2 separate regions of the Homo sapiens genome follow, and region 1 is linked to region 2. The links are chromatin contacts, found by Hi-C or POLR2A ChIA-PET in ENCODE. All regions are on one chromosome and are shown on one strand. Each heading gives the region's core, a stretch centred on a gene start or an enhancer-like site at or near the end of the contact. The rest is flanking DNA. Distances are from core to core; before and after follow the strand shown.

Region 1 (5,127 bases), core at 1,825-4,324, 410 kb after region 2:
AAGAAGATACTGTTATCATTGAATAAGCATCTAAACCAGAACAAGATGAGCATTGCAGGTGACAGCTAAAGGTGTCATGGCTCTGACATTAGGCAGATTTTACAATGTGGAGTCAGGTGATGCTCTAGGTTCTTCTCCTCCCAGGAAAGTGGGAGACAGGAGGGACGCTCCTGTCCTGGATGATTCCATTGCAAAGAGGGGGCTCCCCCTGGGTCCCCGAGGAAACATTTCTGAGTTGTAAGACTGGCTTATTTAACCATTAAAAAGACTCACATAGGCCAGGCACGGTGGCTCACGCCTGTACTCCTAGCACTTTGGGAGGCCGAGGGGCAGGCGGATCACTTGAGGTTAGAAGTTCAAGACCAGCCTGGCTAACATGGTGAAACCCTGTCTCTACTAAAAATACAAAAATTAGCCGGGTATGGTGGTGCGTGCCTGTAATCCCAGCTACTCGGGAGGCTGAGGCAGAAGAATCGCTTGAACCCAGGAGGCAGAGGTTGCAGTGAGCCAAGATCATGCCACTGCACTCCAGCTTGGGTGACAGAGCAAGATCCCATTTCAAAAAAAAAAAAGAAAAAAAAAAGATTCACATACATTTGAAAAGGATGGAGAAATAACTTCTGGAAGAAAAGGGAAAGGTGGGGCATCCCTTTCTTTTCAGCTGGGAGAATTACACCTTTGTTTTTAATTTGTATTTGCCAGATTTCAGGAATCAGGGACTGGTTCAGAGGGCTGACCCCGGAACCTGCCAGTGATCAAGCCTGGCACTGACATCACCCACGAAAACTAGCAGGAGTGGCGCAGTTTCCCCCTTCAAATGCTCCCTGCAGCCCAGCGCGAGACCTGGGCTGGGGGTCCTCATTCATGCTAGGGAACACTTCTCTGGCCAAGGTGGGGACCTGTGAGGGCTTACATCACCTTTCCTTCTCCCCACAGAGCCTAAACGCCTACCCTCTGTTACAGAAAAGGGGTCCTGATCCAGATCCCAAGAGAGGGTTCTTTTATCTCTCGAAAGAAAGAATGATGGGTGAGTCTGCAGTGCACAGCAAAAATCGTGCCACTGCACTCCAGCCTGGTGACAGAGTGAGACTCCATCTCAAAATAAATAAATAATTAAATAAATAAGAAAGTAAAGTGGTGAAAGAACAGGCTACTCCATAGACAGAGTAGGGCATTCCGGAAAGTAAGAGGAAGAGCGCGTCTGCCCTAGGTACAAGCATGTATATATACGTTGTTTATATATACGTATATATATACATTGTATATATATGCGTATATATACATTGTATATATATGCATATATATACTATGTATATATACATTATATATGCATATATATACAATGTATATATACACACATTGTATGTGTATACATATACACATTGTATGTATATATATATACACACATTGTATGTATATATATACACACACATATGTATATGTGTGTGTATATATGTATACGTGTGTGTGTATATATATGACTAAAAAAAGATGATGGGAAGATGTGCTCTTCTACAAGGGTTTGTGATAAAGGATTAATTTCATTTAATTACTATATTTTGTAAGAATCAATATTATTAACTTTAAAACAAAATTAGGAATGCCTTTGTTTTCCAGATATTGGATATCTGGACATTCCCAAGTCTGGGTCTGTCTAGTAAGTATTATCAATCTGTTCCCTTAACCGTAAACTCTAGAGGCTCAGAATGCCTGACTCTCTGGGAAAACAGCCCAGCAAGCCCCAGCCTCATTTTCCAGCCCTCACTCAAGATGGAGTCGCTGTGGTTCGAATGCCTCTGACACCTCCACAAGTCTCACGTTTCTCTCTGGTCCTGACTCACCAGATACAGTTTCTATAATGGAAAATACGAGCACAACCCATGTCAGGTGGTGAGTCAGAGATGTTCAACTGTGACTAAAGAAGCCTGCTCCACGGGTGGCTCGGGCACTGACACCTACGCAGAGGAGGAACCTGCCAGGGAGTCGCGGCTGCTACACGTTGATGTTCTTTTGTTTCCCTTCCAAGTCATCTTTTCCCAATCTAGTCCTTTCTGGAACTGCAGCCCCTGTCCTCCCTATGGCTTCTGGAGCTCTGAGTGGAGTGGGTGTTCTACTGTTTCTAAAACATTCCCTCAAAGCCTCAGGCATCTATTTGGTGGGTTTCTAACAAAACAATCAAATGTCAAAAAAAAAAGGCAAATAAATCACAAATTCAAATCCTCTGCCTCCAGACAGGTCATTGCCTGATGTTTTCAAGGTGGATAACTGCTGGTCTTCTCTTAAATGAAATATCAACATTGCCACATTCTACCGACCATACATTCATTCACTTGTTGATTCCTTTTAACAAAAATGTATTGATGGCCAACTCTGCATTGGACACTACTCTAGATGGTATGGATTTAGGATAGATTCTGCCTCTGTATGCCCCAACAGACTGAACAAATGTGGCAACCTGTGGGGTTTGAGCCATGCATCCCCAGGGATGCTTAAGTGTTCCTGGCAGTGACCAGGGACCCTTGGGAGTCATTTGCCATGTGGTCTGAATTCTGTATCTCTCATATTCCTGAAAACTGTTCAGTGGAAAGACCGGGAAACCTTTGAAAACCTTGAAAAGCATCTGGTAGCAGATAAGGAAGCAAGGAAGTTTCATTTAGCCTGTGCATTTGGCCAAAGTCTGTCATTCAGCTTTGTGGTTAGGATTGCCTTTAGAGTGTCTGACAGCAAACTTCATTGCTTTTTTGGACATCCTGACCTCATGTACCTAGGTTACCATTAAGTCTAATCAATGTAGTGATGAATGCTGTTCAGGTTAATTATTATACCTGAATACTTGCTTGCAGATATGAGTAAATATTCCAGATTAATGTGTAATGAAAACACCCAGAAAACACATTCTTTAAGCAATGCACAGGTCTTAGTTTATGGGATTGCTTTGATGAGCTTGTATTTTTGCCATTGATCAAATCAGTAAGCTCAGGAGTTAAAGAACAAATACATCTTTGCCTTTGTTGCTTGCCACTTGGAGAAGAAAGGAAGCTTAATAACTTGGTAAACATGATCAACCCCAATGCCTGCCCTGGCAAAGGTAATCCCCCAGAAATCTTGCTCCCCCACTGACTTTATTGGAAAGTGAGTGACAAATCTCACAAAAATGTGGTTTTGTGGCCACGAAAGAAATTGCTTTTGTGTTGAAACGTCAAAATTTAAAAACTGACTTCTTAAATTCTTGATAACATTGAAATAATAAATAATTTTTGATGAAATTTCAGGTTTATTTTTGTAGCCCAGAGGTTTAGTCTTTGATGATTATTTTTGGCTTCAGCATCAGCTGAATATTGAATTTAACACTCAACCATTCCCATTTGGCCAAAATAAACATTTGATGCACCTGTGGTCACAAAGACCTTCAGGCTGACTCTCCCTCACTCTCCATGACTGGTCTGTGGAGGGGTTGGGGTGGGGACAATGAAGAACAATGAGGGCAAAGGTCAAGGGGTAAACAAAATAGCTGGAGAAGTTGTGAGCTCAAAAGCTTGTGACATTAGTCTTACAGCTTACCCTCCACTAATCTCCTTTTCTTCTAAAGGTAGGGACAGCTGCATTTCTCTTTTGAGCCCAGGGCCCTGGTTGGTACTAGCATTTTAGCACCTGGACCTCCTCTTGTCCTGCTCCTGGTCTGAGTTCTTTGGTCCAGAGGCCTTGGTCCCTCTAGCACTGGGATCTCGTCTCATGCCCTAAGTCTACCTTTGAAGCTTTGCGCTCATGGCTCTGCCCCTACTGTCCATTGTCAGGTTCTCTGAAAGAACTTTCCATCTCTCAGAGTCTAAGCCTTGGTCTCACTGCATGGCCCCTTCCTGTGGCTGTTGGCTGGCTGAGCCCCACTCTCTAGATTGAGAAGGTTCTGCTCCTGTATTGGCTTTCTCTGAAAACCCTGTGGCAAGGGCACAGCTGCCATATTGATTAAGTGTAGAAGCAGGCTTGGTCAGACTGTTAACGCAAAATACACTGGAATTCAAGAAATCTTTGGAATAAACAGATAAAGGAAGAAACATACATCATAGGTACAGGCATTTTAAAAAATAGCTCTTGTAGCAAGCCAGATAACACCTGGTTTGGAACTGACACTGATGACATCAGTTAATGGGACTGAGGACCCCATGAGATGCCAGAGCAGGTAATGGGGAGGGGGCAAGCTCACTGCTACAATATCTTACTTCATCTTGATTATATGCCTGGAAGAGATGCTCAGAAATATTTGCCATAGAATTAAATGAATTGGAAATCCTTTTACGTCTGTCTTTCCAAAGCATGCTGTTAATATTTGATTTAACAATTTACGATGACGTTTTCATTTTTCATTCAAAATTTTTACCCTGAAGAAAATCTCAGGCATCAGAAAAATTACAAGACTAGAATAATGAGGCTGGGCTCAGTGGCTCATGCCTGTAATCCCAGCATTTTGGGAGGCCGAGCCAGGCAATCCCCTGAGGTCAGGAGTTCAAGATCAGCCTGGTCAACATGGCGAAACCTCGTCTCTACTAAAAAATACAAAAATTAGCCAGACATGGTGGTGGACACCTGTAATCCCAGCTACTCAGGAGGCTGAGGCAGGGAGGATTGCTTGAACCCAGAGGCGGAGGTTGCAGGGAGCCGAGATCGTGCCACTGCACTCCAGCCTGTTCTACTAAAACATAGTACAACGAATTCAACAAATTTCATACAATCTTTACCTGAATACACCAATTCTAGCCATTGTTACATGTTTGCTTTCTTGCTCTCATTCTTTCTTTCTCTTTCTCTCTCTCTCATAGTATAGTATCTCATAAGAACAAAGGCATTCTGTTACCTAACTAGAGTACAATTAGTCAGAGTCAGGAGATTGAATAATAACACTCTTCTACTAGCCCAGGCGCAGTGGCTCATGCCTATAATCCCAGCACTTTGGGAGGCTGAGGCGGGCAGATCACAAGGTCAGGAGTTCCAGGCCAGCCTGGACAACATGATGAAACCCTGTCGCTACTAAAAATACAAAAATTAGCCCGGTGTGGTGGCGCATGCCTGTAATCCCAACTACTTGGGAGGCTGAGGCAGGAGAACTGCTTGAACTCGGGAAGCGGAGGTTGC
Region 2 (5,453 bases), core at 1,903-4,402:
TCTCAAGTCACAAAATAATGATGTTAAAATCTGAAACCATATGTGTTTTGAATGGTTTAGGTTCTAAAGAAAGGTACAATAATGCCAGTCTTTTGGGTTTGTACATGATTTGTTTCTTTCTCACATAATCTGTCAAAACTTTAAATTGTGAAATATGGCATATTTACAAAAGAGGCTATAAAAAGTGTAAGTATAGTTTAACAAATAAAAATATGAGGGCCGGGCACGGTGGCTCACACTTATAATCCCAGCACTTTGGGAGGCCGAGGCGGGTGGATCACGAGGTCAAGAGTTTGAGACCAGCGTGGCTAACATGGTGAAACCCCATCTCTGCTAAAAATACAAAAATTAGCTGGGCATGGTGGCAGGTGCCTGTAATCCCAGCTACTTGGGAGGCTGAGGCAGGAGAATCGCTTGAACCCGAGAGGCAGAGGTTGCAGTGAGCCGAGATCACACCACTGCACTCTAGCCTGGGCGACAGAGCAAGACTCTGTCTCAAAAAAAAAAAGAAAAGGAAAAAGAAAAAAATATATAACACTACCAGTATGGGCCACTCTCTGAAGACTTTTAACCCCCATCCCTTAAGAAGTAATCCCAGCCTAAATTCTGTGTTGGTCACTCATCTGCCTCTTTTTATAGTTTAACACATGTGTGTAATTCTAAACCACTGCATGATTTGGTTTGTAAATTACTGGTTCAGTGCCTGTCTTCCCCACTTAGCTGTAAGGAGAGGGATTGTGTGGCCCCTGGTCTTTGATCTGTCCTAGGCTCGAGCACAGTGCTTGGCACATAGCAGGGACTTCATAGATGTTTATGAACTTGTGAATACATAAATATGTTTATTCTTAGAAAAATGACGATTTCTAATATATGAATAAGGCACATACATGTGTGTACATTTGAATCATAAAGAATATTAAATCTTATTGTTGAACCATGAAGTTAAGTGGACAGCTGTTAGAACTGGAAGACCTGGATGCCCATTTCTCAAAGAAAGAAGTGAGGCTCAAACAGGTGCTTTGTCCAAGTTCATTCAGTTAGACGGTGGCTAAGGCGGGGCCACAGTTCATATCTTCTGCCTCCTTGTCTAGGATTCTAGGCCCTGTGCACTCTCAGGATGGTTTTATGCAAGAGATATAGACGACTTTATTTGCTTAATAGAAAGTCCCCACTGGGGGCCGGGCATGGTATTCTTACGCCTGTAATCCCAGCACTTTGGGAGGCTGAGGCGGGTGGATCACTTGAGGTCAGGAATTTGAGGCCAGCCTGGCCAACATGGTGAAACCCCACCTCTACTAAAAATACAAAAATTAGCTGGGCATGGTGGCGCACACCTGTAATCCCAGCTACTTGGGAGGCTGAGGCAGGAGAATGGCTTGAACCCGGGAGGTGGAGGTTGCAGTAAGCTGAGATCACGCCATTGCACTCCAGCCTGAGTGACAGAGTGAGACTCCATCTCAAAAAAAAAAAAAAGAAAAAAAAGTCCCCATTAGGGAAGAGGGAGGACAAACAACTACCAAAGCCCTCCAGCATCACCTGTTGGCATCACGCAATTTGATAAAGTCCATGATAAACCATAAAAAGATAGCAGATTGGATAGTAATATAGCTAATTGTATGTATGTATGTATGTGTGTATTTTGAGATGGTGTCTCATTCACTCTGTTGCCCAGGGTGTGCAGTGACGCAATCTTGGCTCAATGCAGTCTCCGCCTCCTGGGTCCAAGCGATTCTCCTGCGTCAGCCTCCTGAAGAGCTGGGATTGCAGGATCCTGCCACCATGCCCGGTTATTTTTTGTATTTTTAGTAGAGACAGGGTTTCACTATGTTGGCCAACCTGGTCTCAAACTCCTGACTTCAAGTGATCTGCCCTCTTCGGCCTCCCAAAGTGCTGGGATTACAGGCGTGAGCCACCGTGCCCACCTATATATGTATTTAACAACAATGTTAATAATATGTATTATATTAGCATATTAGGAGATTAGAGTTATAATGACTTTATTATCAGATGAATTTTTCAAAATGCCCATTTGCATTTTGACTGTTCAGACTTCCTGACTATTCAATGTGAGACTCATAAGACTAAAAGAATATCAGTGCATGTGATGTGACTCAATAACTTTAAGACTTCAGCGTGGCTCTTGTCAGGTTCACATTCATGTTCTTGGGTAGGTTCAATAGAACGTTCATTACCTGCATATTTTCATTTATTAAAATTAAAACCGACCCCAACACAGAGTGAAGATGACTTTTTCACATTACTTTGACTTGTACCTCAAAGACAAGCCAACAATGGCCCAGCTAATGGACAGGAGTGCCCTGGTGGCAGATGGTCTGGCTTGACCCTCATGGATGCTACCAAATGCTGAGATTTCCTCTCACAGGCTGCTGTAGAATGTGCCCTCCAAAATGCCAGGTATCTCTGTACTGTGTTCTTTAAACATTTATTGAAGACCTTTGTCTTTAATACCCACCCACTTAGTTGCCTGTGCCTTCCCAGGACCTGAAATTGGATGTAAGTCAATGTCAAAGAAAGTGTCCAGTGTTGTTCTTTAAGGAAGATTATCTATTATCCTGCTCTAACATTCAAGTCAGCGACCCAGTGAGCCCCGGTGATCATGTATACTTCAGAGGAAAATATATCTGCCTCAGATTCTCAGGGTGTTATTTTTAGAAAAATACTTCCAAATTGTTTGACACCAACATTTTTCAACTTGATTTTGGCAAGCATAGGCCCCTGAGATTTTAAAGTAGCTTTTATCAAAACAAAACTAGCTACTTAGCTATGACTGCGTAGAATTCCAAAGGTTGGAGAGAACCTTGGTGGCACCCATACTCAAAGTAGGGAGTGTGGTGCATTAATAGCTGTATGTTGATTTAGTCTGCGACGAAAGCAATGTTCAAGCCAAGTTTGTCCAGCAAGGAAAAATGTTAAGTTTCTGATCTTTAAAAAGGGTGTTGAGGGAGATGAAAATTAATCTGAAGCATTAAGGAATGCTGTTAAATGCTTGTTGGCAAGTAGTCCTGAGTTTAGCCTTTTATTTCTCTTAACCCACTGCTGGGGCTGCAGAAGATGACGCCAGTGATTGGTAATAAAAGTCTCAGTAGCTGCCGTTGACTGAGTGCTGTTGCAGAGGATTTTCCTGATGCTCTCGCAGGAAATGCCCATAGCAACCGCATGAGTCAGATATCCCAATCTGGCTTATCAGTGAAGAAACTGAGACTCAGATCAAAGACTTTGATGTGAGACAAAAACTGGATTTGGACCCTGCCTGCCTCTGCCACTTTTAAACTATGGCCTGGGTTTCACCATTTGTGAAATGAGGATGATGGTCTCCACCTCAAAAGGTGGTTGTGAGGATTAAGCGAGATGATGTATTTATAACAACACATCACTTACAAAGTAGGAAGTGTAGACTGCTGTGGGCTTTGCTGCGTTCATCCAAGGTCGCACCGCTAAGTCATCGTTGAGCTCGGTTTCCAGCCCAGATGTTTCCAGCCAGATGTGCTCTGCTCTTGGCCTTTTATTTTATAGTTGCTGCATCAGTTCATAGCAAACATTTCATGGAAACTGGGCCATGTGGTTAGTTTTAGGTTTGCTGTAATGAAGAGCGCCCTGGGTGGAGGCAGAATTTCTGGGTTTGAGGTCAGAATCCACTGTCTTGTTTGTGTGTGTATGACAGTTTTCATGCATGCTTTCCATGTGGGGTTTGGAACAAACTGATGGGCAGTTTTGGCTCTTCATAACACAAAGTGGGGCTCATCGCATAGTTATATACAGCTTTGAAAATACCACTCTGTACTTCTGATGCATGTGATCATTTCAGGGTTCTGAGACCACCCCAACTCATTTGCCCATCATTATGGGACCTCTGAGTTTCCGGGCAAAGTGATAATCTGAGCGGGCAGTCGGTAGTGTGTGGGTGTCCCTGAAAAGTACTAAGTGTTCTCCTCACTTGTTCCCAAATACTCATCTCATAATGATGCACTAATACATGCCATTATTGGTGTTTGTGTCATTTTTGGATTTTGAGGTTGAAGTTGAAGAGAGATGACAGTTTAATTCTTAGCTCCGCTCTTAAAAACTATGGGATTCTGAACAAATTTCTTAACTTTAGTGAGTGCCAGTTATATCATCTGTAAAGTGTGGATGAGAATAGTATCTCTCTCCTTGTGTGTTAATAATGGTGCCTGCAAAATGACTAGATAACACATGTAAAATGATCAGACAGTTTTGGGCATCTAGTAGGTGCTCAATAAAAAGTGGGTATTCTATCCCAGTGATCATGAGCACGAAGAATTGTGTCTGTTGTATTTGTGGAGAGTCTACTGATGAGAAGTGTATCCTTCTGCCTGTGTTGCTGTAGGTGCAGAATGTGATTTAAGCCAAATGCATGGCGGTGTAGCCTGGCCAGCTGTTTACACATTCAGATTCAGCCTCAGCAGAAATAGCCTAGCCATGAATTCACAAGAAACTGCTGAGAATTCAGGATCTGAGCTCACTGCTGGGATTAATTTCTTTTCAACAGACTGACTGTCTAGAGAATGTCCATGATGCTATAAATGAAAACATATGTTAGTATAACCAATGGCAGTGGGGGAATGGGAAAGCAATGATGGGATATTCAGGAACCATTTCATGGAGAAGAACCACTAGCTTGGCTGTAGCTGGGGCAAAGAAAAAGACATATTTACTACAAGATCCTTTTGTGGCATCTTCCTCTTTTTTTTTTTAAAGGTTATTTTGCATTGAAAAACAAAGGAAGAATTTTTTACTTGTAGGAGCAATTTGTGAAACAATGAACTTCCATAACCTGAGAATGTGGCTTCATTTGAGAAATGAGATTTTGGGTAAAACAACAGTAGGGAGGGAGGTCTCTTTTTAGGGCCCCTTTGGCCACCTTCAGATAAGCTCAATGAATAGCCAAGACAAAAAAATTGTAGGCAGTGTTGTTAAACTGGCATTTTTCTTGTAAATGTAAAAGTGGTTGCTGTGGCCGGGCACGGTGGCTCACGCCTGTAATCCCAGCACTTTGGGAGGTGGAGGCGGGCGGATCACAAGGTCAGGAGATCGAGACCATCCTGGCTAACATGGTGAAACCCCGTCTCTACTAAAAATAGAAAAAAAAATAGCCGGGCATGGTGGCAGGCGCCTGTAGTCCCAGCTACTCGGGAGGCTGAGGCAGGAGAATGGCGTGAACCCAGGACGCGAAGCTTGCAGTGAGCCGAGATTGCGCCACTGCACTCAAGCCCGGGCAACAGAGTGAGACTTCATCTCAAAAAAAAAACAAAAACAAAAACTAGTGGTTGCTGTGTTGTGAAATACAGTGTTTTGCCGATACCTTAAAATATTATGAAACAATGCTCTTTTTAATTGTATTTGCCTTCATGGGTTGGTTTTGAAAGATGTTAGTAATATGCATAAGATGGAAAATATATTTTGTTTGTCTTTTT

What was found. A loop is a pair of places that touch in the nucleus more often than their neighbours do. ChIA-PET counts read pairs that join two places held with the same protein, here RNA polymerase II (POLR2A). Pooled maps may share reads with other maps.
Region 1: a loop to region 2 is called in a map of posterior vena cava, with 28 times the contacts of the local background. The contact joins two enhancer-like sites. A Hi-C loop is called at or near these places in 1 of 168 maps with a recorded cell type or tissue (posterior vena cava) and 5 of 50 pooled maps. POLR2A ChIA-PET finds 5 or more read pairs at or near these places in 1 of 52 experiments (activated CD8-positive, alpha-beta memory T cell).

The regions. Positions count from the first base shown.
Region 1 is chr13:98,662,362-98,667,488 of GRCh38, forward strand. No RefSeq gene overlaps it. Among named protein-coding and RNA genes, the nearest start is that of STK24-AS1, 88 kb to the left of the region's middle. Within about 2 kb of position 3,075, at least 2 of the 41 ENCODE cell types and tissues checked have a DNase peak (open chromatin) inside an H3K27ac peak, as active enhancers do.
Region 2 is chr13:98,250,224-98,255,676 of GRCh38, forward strand. The region is part of intron 2 of FARP1 (FERM, ARH/RhoGEF and pleckstrin domain protein 1); the gene reads left to right. Among named protein-coding and RNA genes, the nearest start is that of MIR3170, 44 kb to the left of the region's middle. Within about 2 kb of position 3,153, at least 6 of the 41 ENCODE cell types and tissues checked have a DNase peak (open chromatin) inside an H3K27ac peak, as active enhancers do.